Regions from separate parts of the Homo sapiens genome. Here region 2 is linked to region 1. Evidence: read pairs that join two places in POLR2A ChIA-PET (ENCODE). Cell type or tissue: GM12878. All regions are shown on one strand. Region 1 has its middle 150 kb from the start of LINC01340. Region 2 has its middle 24 kb from the start of LINC01340.

Region 1 (5,000 bases):
GATTTTGGTCATTTCTTGTCTTCTGTTAGTTTTTGAATTTGTTTTCTCTTGGCTCTCTAGTTCTTTTAGTTGTGATGTTAGGTTATTAACTTGAGATCTTTCTAACTTTTTGATGTGGGCACTTAGTGCTAAAAATTTTCCTCTTAACACTGCTTTAGCTGTGTCACAGAAATTCTTGTATGTTGCATTTTTGTTCTCACTGGTTCCAAAGAACTTCTTAATTTTTGTCGTAATTTTATTATTTATGCAAAAGCCACTCAGGAGCAGGTTATTCAATTTCCATGCAATTGTATGGTTTTGAGTGAATTTCTTAGTCTTGAGTTCTAATTTGATCATACTGTGGTCCGAGGAACTGTTATGATTTCAATTCTTTTGCATTTGCTGAGGAGGGTTTTACTTCTGATTATGTGATTGATTTTAGAGCAGTACCATGTGCTGATGAGAAGAATGTATGTTCTGTTGTTTTGGGGTAGAGAATTCGTAGATATCTATCATGTACATTTGACCCAGAACTGAATTCAGGTTCTAAATATCTTTGTTACTTTTCTGTCTTGATAATCTGTCTAATATTGTCATTGGAGTGTTAAAGTCTCCCACTATTATTGTATGGGAGTCTAAGTCTCTTTGAAGTTGTCTAACAAATTGCTTTATGAATCTGGGTGCTCATGGTTAGGTCTTCTTGTTGAATTGAACCCTTTGCCATTATGTAATGAATGCCCTTCTTTGTCTTTTTTGATCTTTGTGGCTTAACATCTGTTTTGTCAGAAACTAGGACTGCAACCCCTGCATTTTTCTGTTTTCAATTTTCTTGGTAGATTTTCCTCCATCACTTTATTTTGAGCCTATGTGTGTCACTGCATGTGAGATGAGTCTCTTGTAGACAGCATAACAATGGGTCTTGATTCTTTAACTAGCTTGCCACTCCATGTCTTTTAATTGGGGCATTTAGCCTATTTACATTTAAGGTTAGTATTGATATGTGTAGATTTGATCGTGTCATGTTAGCTTGCTATTTTGCAGACTTGTTTACGTGGTTGCTTTATAGTGTCAGTGGTCTGTGTACTTCAGCATGTTTTTGTAGTGGCTGGTAATGATCTTTCCTTTCCATATTTAGTTCTTCCTTTAGGAACTCTTGTAAGGCAGGTCTGGTGCTAACGATTTCCCTCAGCATTTGCTTGTCTGAAAAAGCTCTCATTTCTTTTTTGTTTATGAAGCTTGGTTTGGCCAGATATGAAATTCTGGATTGGAATTTCTTTTCTTTAAGAATTTTGAATATTAGCCCCCAGTCTCTTCTGGCTTGTAGGGTTTCCACTGAGAGGACTGCTGGCAGTCCAATGGGCTTCCCTTTGTACGTGTCCTGGCCTCTCACTCTAACTGCCCTTAACATTTTTTTTTTCTCATTTTGACACTGGAAATTCTGAGGATGATGTGTCTTGGAAATGATCTTCTTGTGGAGTAATGTAACTGGGGTTCTGGGCATTTCCTGAATTTGAAGGTTGGCCTGCCTAGCTAAGTTGGGGAATTTCTCATGGACGATATCCTGAAATATATTTTCCAACTTTCCATTCTCCCTATCTCTTTCAGGTACACTAATCAGTCATGGATTCAGTCTCTTTACATAATCCCATATTTCTCAGAGGTTTTGACCATTTCTTTTCATTTCATTTTTCTCTATTCTTGTCTGTCTGTCTTCTTCAGAAAGACAGTCTTCAAGCTCTAAGATTCTTTTCTCCACTTGGTCTATTCTGCTATTAATACTTGTGATTGCATTATGAAATTCTTTTATTTTTTTTTTAGCTCTGTCAGCTCAGTTACATTCTTCTCTATACTGTATTTTGTTTGTCAGCTCATATAATGTTTTATCATGATTTTTAGCTTCATTGCATTGGGTTACAAGGTGCTTCTTAAGGTCAGTGAAGTTTGTTTTTATCCATTTTCTGAGTTCGACTTCTGTCATTTCAGCCATCTCAGCCTCAGCCCAGTTTTGAATCCTTGCTAGTGAGGTGATACAGTAATTGGAGGAAAGAGGGCACTCTGGCTTTTTGAATTTTGAGTGTTCTTGCGCTGATTCTTTCTCATCTTTTTGGGCTTATCTACCTTCAATCTTTGAGGCTGCTGACCTTTGGATTTTTGTTTTCTATTTCTTTTAATGGTCTGGCTACTTTTCCATAGGGCTGCTGTGGTCTGCTGGGGGTCTGCTCCAATCTCTAGTTGCCTTGGATTTTTTCAGCACCCAGAGGTATCATCAGTGAAGCCTGCAAAACAGCAAAGAAGGCAGCCTGCTCCTTCCTCTGGGACCTCCAGCCCAGAGAGGTATGGGGGTGTTGCTGGCTGAAAGCACCTGTAGAAGTGGCTGGAGACCCCTGTTAGGAAGTCATATCTAGTCAGGAGGAACAGGATTGAGGACCTATTCAAAGAAGCAGTCTGGCCACATTTTGTTAGAGCAGCTGTGCTGTGCTGGGGTATCTCCTTTGACCCTGGTTGGTTTGGACTCTGCAAAGCCCACAGACTGAAATGGCTCAGTCACACAAACAGCAAAGGTGTCAGCCACCCCTCTTCCTGAGAACTCCATCCCTGGGAGAATTCAAATGTCTGTCAGATAGAGAACACCAGCAGGGGTGGCTGGAGGACCTGTTTGGGAGGTTCTGCCCAGTTAGGAGACACATAATTGGTAAAGCTATCTAAAGAAGCAGTCTGGCCATGCCTTTCATAGAGCAGCTCTGCTGTGCTGGGGGACCACTTCTGCCCCAGTCAGCTTGAGATTTCCAAAGCCCACAGGCTCGAATGTCTAAGTCACCCAGCCAGCAAAGATAGTGGCTTGCCCCTCCCTTTGGGAACTTCCTCTCAGGGTGTATTCAAATCTCTATCGGCCTGAGAACACTGGTGAGGGTGGCTTGAGGCCCTAGTTGGAAAGTCCCACCCAGCGAGGAGGTACAGATTGGAGACCCACGTGAAGAAGCTGTCTGGCCATGTTTTGGTAGAGTAGCTGTGCTGTGCTGGGGGATTCCTTCTGCCCTTGGCCAGTTTGGACTCTCAAAAGCCCTAAGACTGGAACAGCTGAGTCTCCCAAACAGAAAAGATGGCAGCCCATTCCTCCCCACAGGAACTCTGTCCCAGGTAGGTGCAATGCTATTTCTGGTGGCTGGCTGGAATTCCAGGCCAGTGGGTCTTATCCTGTGTAGTGCTGTGGAAGTAGGGCCCAGAGACAGTCACTGCTCAGCTCCCTGGATTCAGTCCCCTTCAAAGGGGTATGTACAGAGGTCCAACCTCCTGCCTTGCTGGAGTTGCTGTCACTTTCACTGGGAAGCCTGGAGTCAGTGTATGTAAAATAAAAACTCTACACCTTTACTTCGCCCTCCATCCCCCCAACTTTTAAACTTTGTGTTGATTTTATCAGCATCTTATTATACTTTCTGTGTCCTGAAAAGTTGCTGTAGTTATTATTTTTGATTGATTCTATTTTTAGTCTTTGTATCTAAGAGTAGTTTACACATCACAGTTGCAGTGTTACACTGTGCTGCATTTTTCTGTGTACTTACTATTACCAGCGAGTTTTTTACATTCAGGTGATTACTTATTACTAATTAACATTCTTATTTTTCTCTGATTGAATTATTCCTTTTACCATTTCTTGTGGGACAGATCTGGTGTTGATGAAATCCCTCAGCTTTTGTTTGTCTACTTCATGTTTGAAGGATATTTTCACCAGATATTTATTCTAGGGTAAAGTTTTCCCCCCGCCCCCCTTAGCACTTTAAATATGTCTTGCCACTCTCTCCTGGCTTTCCATTGAAAAGTCTGGTGCCAGACGTATTGGAGCTCCATTGTATGTTATTTCTTTTCTCTTGCTGCTTTTAGAATCCTTTCTTTGATCTTTGGGAGTTTGATTATTAAATGCCTTGAGGTCATCTTTTTGGATTAAGTCTGCTTGTGTTCATATAACCTTCTTGTATTCAAATACCGCCATCTTTCAGTAGGATTGGGAAGTTTTCTGTTTTTATTCCTTTGAATAAACTGTCTACTTCTTTTTCTCTACTTCTTCTTTAAGGTCAGATCTCAAATTTGCCCTTTTGAGGCTTTTTTTTTTTTTTTTTTGGTGAGACGGAGTCTCGCTCTTTCACCCAGGCTGGAGTCCAGTGGCATGATCTCGGCTCACTGCAAGCTCTGCCTCCCAGGTTCACGCCATTCTCCTGTTGAGGCTATTTTTATAGAGGCTATTTTCTATATCTTTAAAGCATGCTTCTTTTTTTTTAATTTTTTCTTTTGTCTCTTCTGTGAATTTTCAAATAGCTTGCCTTGAAGCTCACTAACTCTTTCTTCTGCTTGATCAATTCCACTAATAAAAGACTCTGATGCATTCTTCAGTATGACAGTTGCATTTTTCTGCTTCATACTTTCTGCTTGATCCTTTTTAATTATTTTCATCTGTGTTAAATTTATCTGATAGAATTCTGAATCCCTTCTCTGTTTTCTCTTGAATTCCTTTGAGGTTCCCTCAAGACAGCCATTTTGAATTCTCTGTCTGAAAGGTCACACATCTCTTTTTCCAGGATTGGTTCCTGGTGTCTTATTTAGTTCATTTGGTCAGGTCATGTTTTCCTGGATGGTGTTAATGTTAGCAGATTTTCTTCAGTGGCTTAACATTGAAGAGTTTGGTATTTATTGTAGTCTTCACTATCTGGGCTTGTCTATACCTGTCCTTCTTGGGAATGCTTGCTAGATATTTTCAAGGACTTGGGTTTTGTGATCTAACCTGCATTTGCTTCAGGGAGCACCCCAAGCCCAATAACGCTGTGGTTATTGTAGACTCACTGATGTACCACCTTGATAGTCTTGGGCAAGATCTGGGAGAATTTTCTCATTACCCCTTGGAGACTCTTGTTTTCTTCCTTTACTTTCTAGTAAACAAACAGAGTCTCTCTCTCTTCTGAGCCACCTACAGCTAGGGGTGGAGTGCCACAAGTACCCCTGTGGCCACCGCCACTATGACTGCACCAGAT
Region 2 (5,000 bases), 130 kb after region 1:
AAATTGATTTCCGTGAATTTTTAGAGAAGGAACTTTTAGTTCAGGATTGCTTTTATAATGTCACCAAACTCCCTCTCTTGTTTTCACGCCTTTAAAATATGGTGGTTTGCTTTCTGTCTTGGCTCTCTTTCTCTTCTTTACTTTTATCTATATCTTCTTTCTCTTTTGTCCCTGTTGACTTTTTCCTGTCCATTGCTGAATCCACTGCCAGCTGTTTCTCCTCAGTGTAGTGTCCTCTTTTGGAAAAGAGCCCTGGCTGGTTAGTGTGAGAGTTTGGAGGTGCTCAGGCTGCTTGAGACATTGTGGAGCTGACCTTTGGCTCTTACATGCCTCTGTTATTGTTTTGGACATAATCACTCAGCTGCTGTTATCTGTTGGCCACTGTGCCTTCCTGCAAACACTCATTGGACATGGATGTTCTCCTGTTCTCAGGTCATTCCCTGGCCTTTTTGTTTCACTCTGTTTTCTCCTCATAGTCACTGATATGTAGGTTTTGTGGCTGTTAGTGGTTTATTACTACTTACTTGTATTTTGGAGTTTGGGATACTTTGTTAGCAATTGTAAATTTGCTTCTGTGTTTTGGGTTTTGCTACCTCGTTGATCTATCTAATTTGACTGCTTGATCTATCAACAAGATAGCAAAATGATATATTTCAGAAATTATTTCAGGGATTATTCAGAGAGATAAAAACTATGCTGCCACCACCACCAATAGCTTTAGGTTAAAATATTTTAATTTTCCTGAGGCTAGAAATTATTTGCTATTTTTCCAGTGTATGTGGTAAAAGCTTTCCTTTATACATTTTTCAGTTTTCAAGAGCTGCTGGGTACTGATTTCTGTGGGCTAGCCTACTCGGGGCTGTAGGGGAAAATTGGGAAGAGAGTTCGTGGCATTTCCATGTGGGCATTTCTGCTTCTCTGGGTTGCTGTCTGGAATTGGATGTGTGGATCATGCTTATGTGCTTAGAAGGAAACATTCTACTTCTGAATAGTCTAAAAACTTTGAGGACCACACTGAGTCTTTGTGCTTTCTTCTTTTATATTGCCTATGATAGCATGTGCCATTCTTATTTTGTGGTTCAATCAGAAATGAAAATGCCTTCTGTATTTTTAATTTGTTCAGATGTGAGTGTACAGTGTCTATAATAATCTCGTGGATTTGTAAAACACTTTAGGATTTGAAAACTACTTTTGCATCCATGCTTCCAGGGAAGCTCATAAACTAGTTGTGAAATTGACTCCAGTGCTATTCATATTTCCATTATTTTATAGCTAAGAAACTAACCAACAGAGACTAAGTCACTTGTCCAGTGTCACACATCTAACAAGTAGGAGAAATACAACTAGAACTAGTGTTTTCTGATTCTCAAACCAGCAATTTATTCACATAGAATTTTTGGGTCTCTTTTATTATGACAGAAGCATGCTTGCAACGTGACATCTGATTGCATTTATCATAAAAACCATTTTATCCAGGTATTCCATATGTTCAGTAAACACCAAAACCATGTAACAGCAAAGGAATTAAATGTGCCAGGATAATTTCACATCTCATTACCTGACGTTTTTTGTACTTAAGAGCCACCCATTAAACATTTTTGAAACTCTTAGTATTCAGCTTAACTCTGGAAAGTTATTTATAGAGAAGTACTCTGCAAACAACAACAAAAATGCAATAATCTAAACTCTTTTATTTCCTTATTTCAGTGGCTAAGCAGAAGTGCTTGCACTGAGCTTGTGTTTTTTCGGGCATACCTTAACTTATGCAGAGCTAATGGGTCCCCTTTGGGTTTCTGTTCTTGGTGTATTTGACTAAGAGGAGGCTTTATCCTGGGTAAACGATGCAGATTGCTATGCTTGAAAACTTTATTTGATGTGTCTGTGATTTTATAATGAAGAGATCATTTTATAACCAGGCTTCTGCCTTTATAGGGATATTTCTTTGCTTCACAGTATGGTTTTATTGTCACATTCTACTAGTGCAGGGATTCAGAGTGTCAGAGCTTATCATACCTCTTAGAAATCGAGTCAAACGTTCCCTCCCTGCTCACTGCATAGGTAAGGAGATAGAGCTCTAGAGGCTGTGGCTTTCTCACATACCTTATTATTTTCTGTACTAAAGGCTTCTCACACTTCTCCTTTCCTTATGTACACCCAGCCTTAAGAGATACTAGGCCCTCAGTGTCCTAACCTCGCTGATCTTCATATTTTTCCAGTTTCATTTTTACCACTATTGGCTCTCCAATGTCTAGGCTTTATTCAGGATAAAATAATTTCAAACCCAAGAAAATGCCATGTTCTCTCACCTTAGGACCTTGGCATGTTCTGTTTCCTCAGTCTCAAAAAGCATCCTTCATCACTTTTACCTGACTTCAATATGAACTTTCATTATCAGTTGACTGCACTTCCCCCTAGGAAGCTTTACTCGAACATCACAGTTTATTTTAGGTGCCTCTTCCAATTGCTACCGTTGATCCCAAATGTCTCACATCACACACATCATACCACCTGTCATGTGACATTATAATGAATTCTGTTACTTGTCAGTATCCTACAGTAGACTGAAAGCTCCAAGAAAACAAGAACCATGTCTGTCTAATTAACTGTTAAGTAGTGGGTGTCTACCTAACACAATGTGTGCAGTAAAGAGTAAATAATTACTAAATGAATGATTGACTTTGTTCATACTTTTATTGCCTTATACCTGTATGTACACACACACACACACACACACACACACACACAGACTGCAAGTCTCTAACCTTAAGTATTTTTTCATGACTCCTTATTTTTATACATATTATCTTCAATTTCTGCATCAAATAAAACTTCTTTTCCTTTCTCAAGGTCCTGCACTAATTGAGGCCCTCCCTACTCCACCATTCTGATTCCTTATAAACATTATTGCTTGCCATTTATTGGATTATTGTAACTGTGTAATTATTTCATTATAGGAATATTAATGTTCAGATACAGAAGGAGTTTGGTAATCAAATTTGGCAGACCAATCTAGCTTATTCTGGAAATGCTACATTTACCCTACATTTCCTCTCAAATTAATTTAATTCCCAGATTTTTAGTTTTATTCATTAGCTCAATGAAGACCTGATGGGGATTTCTACTAATGTGATACCTTGCCCTGCCTTTTTAAGGCATACTATAAATTAGCAACTTGTAAATTTAATGTAGAACTCAAGGTTCTACGAATGTCTGTCCTCCATGCTTCTGATGTTGGAAGCTTGAAAGCACTTAGCCTAAGCCCTTGTGGAAGACAATAGATCAGTGGTATTATCTGAAATTTTGCTCATACTTCTTTGTTCAGATAACTTTGGTTATCAGTGAACGAAAGGAAAACTGTTTTGAAGACATTGAATTTTACTGCACATATTCCAACATGCTACGCAGAAGTGTGGAGGGTTTAACAAAGGAAAAACAGAGATGGATGCTTTTCTGAGGAGAATTTGATATTGATTTTCTTGATCCTCTGTAGTATAAAGTTACAGTTCATGTTAGTCACCAGAATTCTATTTTGTTAGCTCTTTTACCTCTTTATTAAAATAAAGTTTGAGCTCAAATACTTTCATAAGGCATTCTTCTTTATATTAGCAGGATTGGATTTAACTAAAGGCTGTTTTAAGAAACAATGTTTCCTTTTATATTAATTGTCGTTTTTGGAACAGACTATCAATTATGCTGTTTTAACATATTAGCTACTCATAGAATATGCTTTGTGTTTTTATACAGAGCTTTGTTTAACATCCTGTTAAATAACTTATTTACACTGGTGTAAATAACTTATTTACACCAAAATATTGGGGTTTCTTTTAAAATATTTTATTATTGAATGTAATTAAATATGTATATGAGTAGAGCAGATTAAATCATTTTTAATGATTAATTGCTGGTTTTGTTGTTACTTTATAAATCTAACAAGGATCATTTAAAAGTTTGTGTAAATGTTATCTTTTTTATTTGTATTTTGTGATGTTTATAGAAATATAAAACCGACTTTGTTTCTTTGTGACTTCTCAGTAAAAATCCAGTTTGTATTAGAGCAGTGATTATTCTGGCATTTTTCTCTGCAGTTTTTGCCAATTGTTGATTAATAATTAGTTTTACTAGTTATGAAAGACCCTATATTATTTAAATGTGACTAGTATTTTTTTTCAGAGTCAAGCTGAAGTATTGTTATTTTGAGTGTACAGAAACAGGTGCTATTAATTTGCAAGTATACTAATAGGTTTACTAATAGTATCCTCCTACATTCAAGTGTATTTAAAAATTTTAAACATGTAATGCTTTATACATTGTTTGTTATAACATTTTCTGCATTGTTCTGTGTTGGTCTTCCATTCCACAGTAAGCTACTTGGGAGGAGAAACCCCATCTCATTCTTTTTTGTATCACCAAAACTTACTGCATGTTCTTGTACACATTAAACATTCAATAAATCTTTGACAAATTAATGATATTAATTTAGTGAATTATATTTGTTGTGGAGTATTTATATGGAAGAACAAAGCTAAGCAAATTGGTTATCTAATTCCTCCTGGGAACTTTGTCTACTATGCTGTACTGGACACTCTATCTACTGTTTACCTTACTCTCTGCCCTGGAAAGGTGAACTGAATGAACACATCAACAGGACTTCTAGCTCACTGGCTTTTGGTCGAGTTTGGCCCATGGAGAGTTGTGGCAGGAGATCAGAGTGAGGGCAGAAAGTGAGGTTGGGGTGTGTATTCCCTTGGCTTCTCCCTGGAGATTGCCTATTTCTTGCTGTGTCATGTACCTGAAAGTTCCTCTTTCTCTCCAAACATGCCATTCTACATGGCTCTCCAAACTGGTCCTGGAAAACTCTCCCTCCTCTGGTTGTCCCTTTGGACCTTGGGGTGGTAACACCTTAGCTGCTGGTAACCCTGTATTCTTCCTCTATTCCCTTAGTGAATAGTCCTTTCATAAATAAACTCTTCTCGAAGTGTACTAATTTGACTGTGCCATCT

The links. ChIA-PET counts read pairs that join two places held together with the same protein. Peaks named below come from ENCODE experiments on the same cell type or tissue, not always from the same donor. Only the 100,000 strongest peaks of a DNase experiment are listed, where the experiment ranks them.
Region 2: POLR2A ChIA-PET joins it to region 1 with 10 read pairs; 1 of 35 experiments calls an interaction of 5 or more read pairs at or near these places.

The regions. Positions count from the first base shown.
Region 1 is chr5:97,353,046-97,358,045 of GRCh38, forward strand. No RefSeq gene overlaps it. Among named protein-coding and RNA genes, the nearest start is that of LINC01340, 150 kb to the right of the region's middle. In GM12878, a CTCF peak has its summit at 2,637; DNase peaks (open chromatin) are centred at 2,529 and 2,896; H3K4me3 peaks cover 1,972 bases; H3K27ac peaks cover 1,672 bases.
Region 2 is chr5:97,478,388-97,483,387 of GRCh38, forward strand. No RefSeq gene overlaps it. Among named protein-coding and RNA genes, the nearest start is that of LINC01340, 24 kb to the right of the region's middle. In GM12878, no CTCF peak of the experiment used is centred here; no DNase peak of the experiment used is centred here; H3K27ac peaks cover 1,493 bases.